Regions from separate parts of the Homo sapiens genome. Here regions 1 and 3 are each linked to region 2. A link is a contact called in ENCODE Hi-C or POLR2A ChIA-PET data. All regions are on one chromosome and are shown on one strand. Each heading gives the region's core, a stretch centred on a gene start or an enhancer-like site at or near the end of the contact. The rest is flanking DNA. Distances are from core to core; before and after follow the strand shown. Region 1 overlaps ST7 (suppression of tumorigenicity 7). Region 2 holds the start of CAPZA2 (capping actin protein of muscle Z-line subunit alpha 2). Region 3 overlaps COMETT (cytosolic oncogenic antisense to MET transcript).

The links. A loop is a pair of places that touch in the nucleus more often than their neighbours do. ChIA-PET counts read pairs that join two places held with the same protein, here RNA polymerase II (POLR2A). Pooled maps may share reads with other maps.
Region 1: a loop to region 2 is called in a pooled map, with 4 times the contacts of the local background. The contact joins the enhancer-like site here to the promoter of CAPZA2 in region 2. A Hi-C loop is called at or near these places in 3 of 168 maps with a recorded cell type or tissue (K562, ascending aorta and gastrocnemius medialis), 6 of 37 single-sample maps with no recorded cell type and 19 of 50 pooled maps. POLR2A ChIA-PET finds 5 or more read pairs at or near these places in 5 of 52 experiments (GM12878, PC-9, WTC11 and 2 more).
Region 3: a map of gastrocnemius medialis shows a loop between it and region 2 (6-fold over the local background). The contact joins the enhancer-like site here to the promoter of CAPZA2 in region 2. A Hi-C loop is called at or near these places in 1 of 168 maps with a recorded cell type or tissue (gastrocnemius medialis) and 5 of 50 pooled maps. POLR2A ChIA-PET finds 5 or more read pairs at or near these places in 1 of 52 experiments (Panc1).

What each region holds. Positions count from the first base shown.
Region 1 is chr7:117,109,024-117,112,045 of GRCh38, forward strand. All of the region lies in intron 2 of ST7 (suppression of tumorigenicity 7), which reads left to right. It also overlaps a transcript of ST7-AS2 not described here. Among named protein-coding and RNA genes, the nearest start is that of ST7-AS2, 35 kb to the right of the region's middle. RefSeq lists enhancers at 1,485-1,564, 1,605-1,824. Within about 2 kb of position 1,753, at least 4 of the 41 ENCODE cell types and tissues checked have a DNase peak (open chromatin) inside an H3K27ac peak, as active enhancers do; they include GM12878, where a contact is called at or near this core.
Region 2 is chr7:116,861,228-116,864,347 of GRCh38, forward strand. CAPZA2 (capping actin protein of muscle Z-line subunit alpha 2) reads left to right here and starts at 1,360. Exons shown (of 10, transcript NM_006136.3): 1 at 1,360-1,423. The coding sequence starts at 1,385. RefSeq lists enhancers at 978-1,027, 979-1,741 and a silencer at 1,108-1,847.
Region 3 is chr7:116,627,675-116,630,812 of GRCh38, forward strand. The region is part of intron 2 of COMETT (cytosolic oncogenic antisense to MET transcript); the gene reads right to left. Among named protein-coding and RNA genes, the nearest start is that of MET, 43 kb to the right of the region's middle. RefSeq lists an enhancer at 2,737-2,856. Within about 2 kb of position 1,462, at least 12 of the 41 ENCODE cell types and tissues checked have a DNase peak (open chromatin) inside an H3K27ac peak, as active enhancers do; they include Panc1 and gastrocnemius medialis, where a contact is called at or near this core.

The sequences.
Region 1 (3,022 bases), core at 503-3,002, 250 kb after region 2:
ATATGATCATGTCATCAGCAAACACTTGACAGTTTGACTTCCTCTTTACCGATTTGAATGCCCTTTATTTCTTTCTCTTGTCTGATTGCTGTGGCTAGGATTTCCAGTACTATGTTGAATAGAAGTGGTGAAAGTGGGCATCCTTGTCCTGTTCTCAGGGTAAATGCTTTCAACTTTTCCTCGTTCAGTATAATGTTGGCTGGGGGTTTGTCAGAGATGGCTTTTATTACCTTAAGTATGTCCCTTCTATGCCAATTCTTTTGAAGAGATGAATAAAATTGATAGACCATTGGTGAGATTAAGCAAGAGAAGAAGAGAGAAGATCCAAATAAGCTCAATTAGAAACGAAATAGGAGATATTACAACTGATACCACAGAAATACAAAAGATAATTCAAGGCTACTTTGAACCCCTTTACACACATAAACTAGAAAACCTAGAAGAGATGGATGAATTCCTGGAAATATACAACCATCCTAAATTAAACTAGGAAGAAATTGAAAGTCTGAACAGATTGAAATGGTAATTAAAAAGTTACCAACAAAAAAAAGTCCAGGACCAGATAGACTCACAGCTGAATTCTATCAGACATTCAAAGAAGAATTGGTACCAATCCTATTGACCCTATTCCAAAAAATAAAGAAGGAATCCTCCCTAAATTATTCTGTGAAGCCAGTATCACCCTAATGCCCAAACCAGGAAACAATATAACAAAAAAATAAAACTACAGATCAATATCTCTGATGAACGTAGATACAAAAATTCTCAGTAAAATATTAGCTAACTGAATCCAACAGCATGTCCAAAAAGATAATTCACCATGAACAAGTGGGTTTCATACCAGGGATGCAGGGATGGTTTAACATATGCAAGTAAATAAATGTGATACACCATATAAACAGAATTAAAAATGAAAATCACATGATCATTTCAATAGATGCAGAAAAAACATTTGACAAAATCCAGCACCCCTTTATGATTAAAAACCTACCTTAATATTCCTAAATAGAGGCAACTTCAGACTGGGAAAATGCTTGGTAAATTCTTACTAAATATATGCCCCAAACATGGCAATCTTTTAGCATATATGTTTTGTGGGAGGGAGAAGGGAAGGCATTACAAGTCTCCCTCTGATGATTATCATTTACATTTACAATAGTATTTTAACATTTTCATTCAAAACATCTTGGAAATATTTTTAAGTAAGCAAATAGAAAAAAAGAACTTTTCTGGATACAATTTCATACTGAAACCAGTAATTCACTCTGATGCTGAAAGGTAGGCTTTTGTCTTTTGTTTATACATTCCTCCTCTCAGAGGAGGGTCACTGAAGACTGTTACCTACTTAGATGATGCCAGGCACTGATCTAAAGCACTTTGCATGCTAACTCATTTACTCTTCCCCACCGTACAACAGGGTCATTGCTAATGGTTGTTTCCTTTTTACTTACAGGTAGGCTCAATAGGTAGAATAGGCCAGTTAGTAACCTGCCTTCAGTCACACAGCTAGCAATGGAGGAGCAGGGTTGGAACCCAGGCCATCTTGTGCAGGCAGCCTGCACTCTGTCACTCATTTCACTGCCTCTGTGGTCAGCTGTTTTTCTAGCCTGCTGTACAAATGGTAGGTCTGGACTTTATTCTAGCAGTAGCGTGGTGTAGATTCACAGGCTATAAATTAATTACCTCCGTGTGGGTTGTTTCCTTTCACTCTGGTGAGCTAGGCCTAATGGTTGTTTTCCTTTTTAACTCAAAGATGGGGAAGCCCCAACAGCAATAAAGGGATTTCCCTAGAGCCTGGCTGCCTTTGCAGATCTGGGCTGGTGAGGTTTTCTGTGCCCCTGCTGAACCGGATGATCATTGCTGGGCTATCTTATGGTACATTTGTCTTGCAGCATTCTCAGGAAGCAGAGGATGCTTCCGACTGATAGGAAACTTTGAGCAAAGGAAAACCTCTCCTGTAGGAACATTTTGAAAGGTCTCTCTCAAAATGCTGGTCTGTAGTGAGAGCTAAATAACTACAGTGTGTACAGCTTTAGGCTCCTGCTTTAGAGCTTGTTGACATGCCTAGCCTTTAGGGACTCAGCTTTGCCAGGCCTCGAAATGAACCCAGGGTAAGGTTTCTATTCAGCCACTATCCTTTTCTGCTGAGTGCATTTCAGGGAGAGGCAGCATTGAGGTAAAGGATCAGGTGCTCTGCAAAATAGTTGTGTGCATGGAAATGCTTAGCAGTTTGCTTCCTGGCCCCAGGGAGATAATTACCTAACTGCTCTCACCTAAGCAATGTCCTAGGAGCCTGCCATGGACATTTAAAGTACACGGCTGACCCTGGGGAAATTGATTATTTGGGGGCCTCAGGATTTCTATGCTGGAGACTAAAATTATCAAATTAAATTTGATTTCTTTGGAAGAGAGAGCTAAAAACAAAGAAAAACCCTGATGTTTCCTCTGTAAAGAAAAAGTCAATTAACTGAACAGATATACAATGTACTTAAAAATAAACAGGTGTATATTTTATTAGATATCCCTAATACTTCTTAGTTCACAAGGTGAAAGCTAGCAATGACTTTGTTATACCATCTAGCTCACTCTTCCCTTTTAGTTCCTATGCCTATACCCATCCATCCAGCTTTTTCCCTTGCTTAATTTCAAGATACCCCTCTGCCTGCTTGGCACAAGCCTTCCCATCCCAGTCCAGTTCCATCCACAAGAACTGCACCTGTCATCACAGTCCAGACCTGCCAAGTTAGTCTTATCTGCTAGCAAAGACATGCCCAGCCTCTGCAGGGAGTGTTTATTATAGTGGAGAAAATCTCTGGATTTTGCTTCGCTTTTGAGAGTGGTAAGGTGGATATGTGCAGAAAATGCTCCCCTTAATTATCTCAAAATGTTGATAGAATGCATACAATTCTGTATGTTGCATTGACATTTATACATAGATTCCTATATCCCTATTAAAATGTGTGTGTATGTATTTCATTGGATATAGGGATCAATACACATTTTAATAGGATACAGGATATGT
Region 2 (3,120 bases), core at 110-2,609:
CGACCTCGGCTGACTGCAACCTCCGTCTCCCGGGTTGCAGGGACAGGGACAACCTCCGCCTCTCGGGTTGCAATGACTTCTGCAACTCTCCTGCCTCAGCCTCCCGAGTAGCTGGTATTACAGGTATGCGCCACCACGCCCCGGATAATTTTTGTATTTTTAGTAGAGACGGGGTTTCTTCATGTTGGCCAATCTGGTCACGAACTCCTGACCTCAGATGATCTGCCCACGGAGGCCTCCCAAATTGCTGGGATTACAGGCCTGAGCTACCGCGCCCGGCCCCAACTGTTCAATATATGTTTGTTTAATGAGTAGAAAATGAGCTTCTTGAGTATGGAAGTTTCTCTTTTTATTTCAACAGTTTTGGAATACAGGTGGATTTTTGGTAACATGGATAAGTCCTTTAGCGGTAACTTCTGAGATTTTAGTGCACCCATCACCTGAGCAGTGTACCCTGTACCCAATACGTAGTAATTTATCCCCTCCCCAGTCCCCAAAGTCCATTTTATCATTCTTATGCCTTTGAACCCACATAGCTTAGCTCCCACTTATAAGTGAGAACATAAAATATTTGGTTTCCCATTCCTGAGTTACTTCACTTAGAATAATGGCCTCCAGCTCCTTCCAAGTTGCTGCAAAAGGCATTATTTCGTTCCTTTTTATGGCTGAGTAGTATTCCATGGTGTATATACCCACATTTGCTCTATCCACTCATTGGTTGATGGACACTTAGGTTGGTTCCATCTCTTTGCAATTGCGAATTGTGCTGCTATGAACATGTATGTCTAGCTTGCTTTTTTCCCCCTCAACACTGTATCCCCAGAGACTAACACAGTGCCCCGCACCCCGTTAAAGAACCAAAAAATATTTGTTGGATGAATAAAGGAGTATATCAAGAGCAATCTTTCAATTATGGAGAGGGTCGTGATGTGTATTTTAATGAAAGCCAACTATCTTCTCTAATATTTGAAAAAACAATGTTTAAAAGGCTTCTATTTGTACACCTTTTCACATTTTAGCTGGCAGAGTTCAGGACTTGATGGAAACATAACGAAGGGCTCAGAATGTACTCATCGCAGACTGAGCCCATATGGTCACAGTGGGGAGAGCACGCTGCACTCAAGATGCTAGCAAGCCTGCAGCAGGCGGCCCAGCGAGACACGGTCCCCCGCCCGGCCACCAGGCGCCCGCGCACGCGCACAGCCGCGCTCAGTCCGCGAGGGCCGGGTCGAGGGAGGCGGGGCTCCCGGGGTGCGCGTGCGCGGCGGCCTGAGCGGCGGGCCCCTCCCTTAGCGGGGGCGCGCGGCGCTGAGGACCGCACGGAAACGGGGAAGTCAGGTGGCCGCTGCCGCCGCCGCCGCCGCGGTTTGTCGCCAGAAGGAAGATGGCGGATCTGGAGGAGCAGTTGTCTGATGAAGAGAAGGTAAGAGTCGCGGGGGCGACGGCGCGGGCTGTCAGGAGCCGGCTCAGCCCGGGCGGGTGGGCCCGGAGTCTGGTCGCGGGGGAAGGGCATTGGCCCGCAGCTGGCCTTGCCCTCGGCTGCCCTTCCTCCCCCATCCTTACTGCGCCCAGTGCCTGCCCCTGTCCGTCACCCGAGGCCCCGCGCGGGGGCAGGTCTCTGCCAGGCCTGCTCGCTCCGCTCCTTGTAGGGTGTGTACTCCGAAAATAGGAAGCGGGAGCCGGGCGACGGCGGGCGGGGGCGCGGGCGCGGGGGAGGGCGGCGGCTGCCCAGGACCCTCTCCTGCTGTCGGGCCGCGGGGCCTCCGCCGGGGCCGGGGACCGGGGACCAGGGACGCAAAGGGGTTTGCGTCCGTGCGTGGGAGCGGCCCAAGGGCAGTGCCCAGCGCGGCGGCCTGGCCTGTGAGTGTAGCGGCGGGTGAGGGGAAGGGAAAAATCGCTTAGGAAGCAGACCTTCACTTCTCCCTTCTACTTCCCCCTCCTCAAAGCAAAATGCTTCCTTTTCTGATCCTCTACGGTTTATCCTTTTTTTTCCCTTTCCCCATGGAGGCATCTCTCCCTCCTTCTCTCTTTCCTTTCGTGGCTCTAGCAGTAAGCTTGCAGCTCCCATGTTCCCCAGGAGGCAGCGGAGTTGCTCACAAAAAGACGACCCCCTCCCCATAGTTGTTTTCTGCCCACGTTGGCAGCAGCCCCCCCCCGGGGGTCGATTTGGTGGCACCTCACTTTCCTGCTAGGACTTCTTCCGAAGAGGGGAAAATGTGCAACTCCTTTTACTGTATATTAGATGCTGTGACAGCAATGGAACCAGATGAACGACTTAAGTTCTCAGATATTTAAAACGAGTAATGGAATAATTCATTGAACTGCTGCTCTCTTAATTCGCCCCTTTCGTTTGGCTTTTGGGAACGTCCCATTCCCGAGGGTGGTGGGGTAGGGGAGAACCCTGCTAATTTTGACTGTTTCTCGGAAAGGACCCTTAGAAGTAACTGACAGAACATAGGAATGAGTTAGTTGCAGGGTTGGAAATGTCCACTCTTCGTTAAAGAGTGCTTCATTTTTAAATTTCAAAGCCAGTGCAGGAAAATACAGGTACATTTAGGTATGTTGTGGTGTTTAAGAAATCTTCATGTAAGTCTGAGGATATTTTCATTTAGGACCCTCTGCTCTAGATGTTTTTATATGCTGTGTTCTTGCACCGAAATAGAAGGTTCTGTCCCATTCCCAATGTGAATGGTCAGAAGTCAGCCTCATCTTTATTTTCGGAAATCTTTTTTTCTCTTGTGTTCTTCGGTGAAAGTGATAATACAACAACAAAATGGGGGCGAGCAACGTCTCCATAGCCCACAGACCCAGTAGGCAGATCCCCGTATCCACAAAAGTTGCTGTACAGTATTCAATGTATAATCTTGATAAATAATCCTATTTTATTTAGGTGACTGAAAGTGTACAGGAGTGCACAAACATATTTAAAATTGAGGCGTGCTAAAAAGCTTAAAAAGAGATTGTCGTGTTTTTATTCTACCATTCTTAAGTGATGATTAGTAGCTCAAGTGGCTAGAAATCTAGCTGAAGAGAGACTACTCGGTGTGGGAGTTAATATAGACCTGCCATGTGTTGTAAAGGCCTAAAATAAAAAAGTTTTTTAAAAATGAGATAACAAGA
Region 3 (3,138 bases), core at 212-2,711, 230 kb before region 2:
ACTGCATAAATACACAGTAACCCATGCAGCGTAAATGCACAGTATCACAGCAGCTGAACTTTGGGACCAAAAATAGGTATTCTAATCAAGTAGCTTTTTGAAAATAACCTATTTTTGTTATAGAATAGACCCAGTCAAGAATATCTCCACAAAGGACTTACAATACAGTGATCAGTACAATTCTCTCTTTTGTGCTTAGGGTGATATTAGTGACTTCTCTAGTCAGGTGTTCTAAGAAATATAGCATTTTCTCAACCATAGGCATTTAGTCTTATAACCAGGCTTTTGAATTTCAATGTAAAAATAGTACCACAAATTTCTATAAAACTACCTAGGGATTTTAATCAAAATAAAGTCAAGCAATAACAGCTACCATTTAATGAGCATTTATTATGTGTCATGCTCTGTGCTCAGTTCCTTTCATGCATAATCTTCCTCTAATGTAGAAGGCTTCAGAATTCCATGAAAAATGACAGGCATCTAAAAGGGAAAACTTGATTACAAAATATAGGCATTGCACTGACTCTGAAAAGCAGTGGGCATATGGGAGGAATTATTAAGGTAATAAGCTTTAGAGACACAATCATAAAAATGTAAATGTACCAGTTAAGTCAATTTTTCCCCTTGGATCAAAACTGTAGTCTCTGTAGGTTGGGAGCACAGAACCTTGAGGAGCTCTTGGGAAATGTCAGAGCAGGCTTAACAACTTTATCCACTGACACGCCTCTAACGGAGATTCTCTGCAGTATTGGAAGCATCCCCAACCTGCATTAGAGCACTAGCCAAATCTGGAGTGACTGACATGGTATTATAGCATTATTGTTATAATCAAACAGATGTTCAGAAAGTAAAATGATAAAAAGCAAAAATGAAATATAAATCACAAACGGTTTATAAGTATCCCAGCAGGAAAAAAAAATCAAACTTTTACAAGTATTTACTAAGTAAAAATCTCAAAAACTTAAAGATGAAGTAATTCCATTATTATTTATGCACCAAACCAGTGCCACCAACCCATACAATATTAACCATGAAACAATTATAATGATACCTAAAAGGGATAAACAAAAAAATTTACTTCATCAAGTAAAGACCAATTATTATCACAATTAAATACTAACCTATATATTAAATGGATCAATGTATGATGTGAAAAGTGAAAACAAAACACATTTCACCATTTGGAGTAATGAAAGGAAATATGAGTTATTTCTAAAAAATCAAAGTAAGTACATCTAGTATTATGATTGCTAACTGAAGTCAAAAATATTAATAGTGATTAGGAAAAAATCACAGCCCACCAAAGAGATCACCTAAGTTTTAGATTTAGATGATAATAAATGTAAGAGTTTAATTAGTTGTGAATTAGTTCAGGTGCCCTTTAAGCTATTTGTACTTAAGTGACGTGAATCATGCCTGACTTGGCTGGCTGCATTTGTTTCTAACTATGATTTAGCCTGGGCACACATTAACTTCCTTAGCATAGTGTGAGCACCGGCCCAGTGAATGTCTGTCTGTACAATCCTGGTTAGGTTTTTTAGAAGAAAGTTGTTTAAAGAAAGGTAAAAAAGCATAGAGACTTTTGAAACCTGTTTTGTTTTCATGTTTCTCTAAAATTTCTCTGGGAACAAAGGCTGTTTCTTGCCAATTATTGGAAGAGAAGGGAAGTATCCTCTGTTCACCTTACCGAGTTTGCCTCTTCAGGGCATGTTTTTGCACAGAGAAATCTCTTACTGTAGCCTCATGCCTTAGGAGAGAGGTCAACAGACTTTTTCTTTAAAGGGCCAGATGGTTAATATTTTAGACTTTGTGGACCAAGAAGCAAAATCAAGGATAGTACATAGACACTTACATAAAAAGAAAGAAAATATATTTTCACAACATTTTTATTGGTAAAATTCAAAATATAGTGATTATAACAATTCGGTACAATTCTTTTGGAATACAGGTCTACTAATGAAAAGAATGAAATTCACTTAATCAGGAGTTTAAAGTTACAGTTCTAACTGGGCCCAGTGGTTCACGCCTGTAGCCCCAGCACTTTGCAGGGCCAAGCTGGGTGGATGGCTTGAGCCCAGGAGTTTGAGACCAGCCTGAGAAACATGACAAAACCTTATCTCTATAAAAAATAGAAAAATTAGCTGGGTGTGGGAGCACACACCTACAGTCCCAGCTATTCTGGAGGCTGAGTTGGGAGGATCACCTGAGCACCAAGAGGTCAAGGCTACAGTGAGCCATGATCACACCATGGCAACAGCCTGGGTGACAGAGTGAAACCCTGTCTCAAAAAAAAAAAAAGTTAGAGTTCCCTATCATCAAATAAATTGCAAATATTTATTTGTAAAAATTATTCTTAGCTCATGGGCCATACAAAATAAGATGGCCAGATTTGACCTGAAGATCATAGTTTGATAACTAAGAGACTTCATAACCGTGCCATGAAAGGGTTAAAAGGCAGACGAAAGCAAAGACCAGCAACAGTAGAAACTGTAACTTACATTTTTTTCTGAAATATATTTATGTGCTTCTTTATTGCACACTTCATTTTACTTGACCTTCTCTTTGATTGGCCAAAGGTATCCATTTGCCTTGGGAGTAGATTAGAATTCTTAAGCAGAAATGAAAAGGGGGAGAAACAATCAATGTTTAGTGACTGACTACTAAAATAAAAATGTTCAGTTCCTAGTAAGACCAGAGTACTGAAGTCAAGCATAGCTGAGAGAGTTAAACTTTTTAAAAAATTATTTAAATTTCTCTCTATATCTAAAGAGCCAGATTTGACTGGCTGCTACCTTCGGTTTCACTCATATGAAGAGACAGGTTTCACTGACTGCTACCTTCAGTTTCACTTAGCCAAAGTGAATTCAAACTGTCTCCACAGGAGAGAAGAAACACTGTGTGTCATTGGGCATTATGTAAGTCACCTAAACCTCGGACTCTTTATCTGTAAAATGGGAATAATGATTCCTACTTCCTATGGTTATGTGATTAAAAGACCTAATGAATATAGAGCACTTTCCACAGTATATGCCAACAGTACTCAGTAAACCTTAGTGCTCTGACTGTAGTAGATAAACAGATCAAACAGTTCATCTTTATGTATGATGTAAAGAATATCCATTACATCTGAGGTAATCC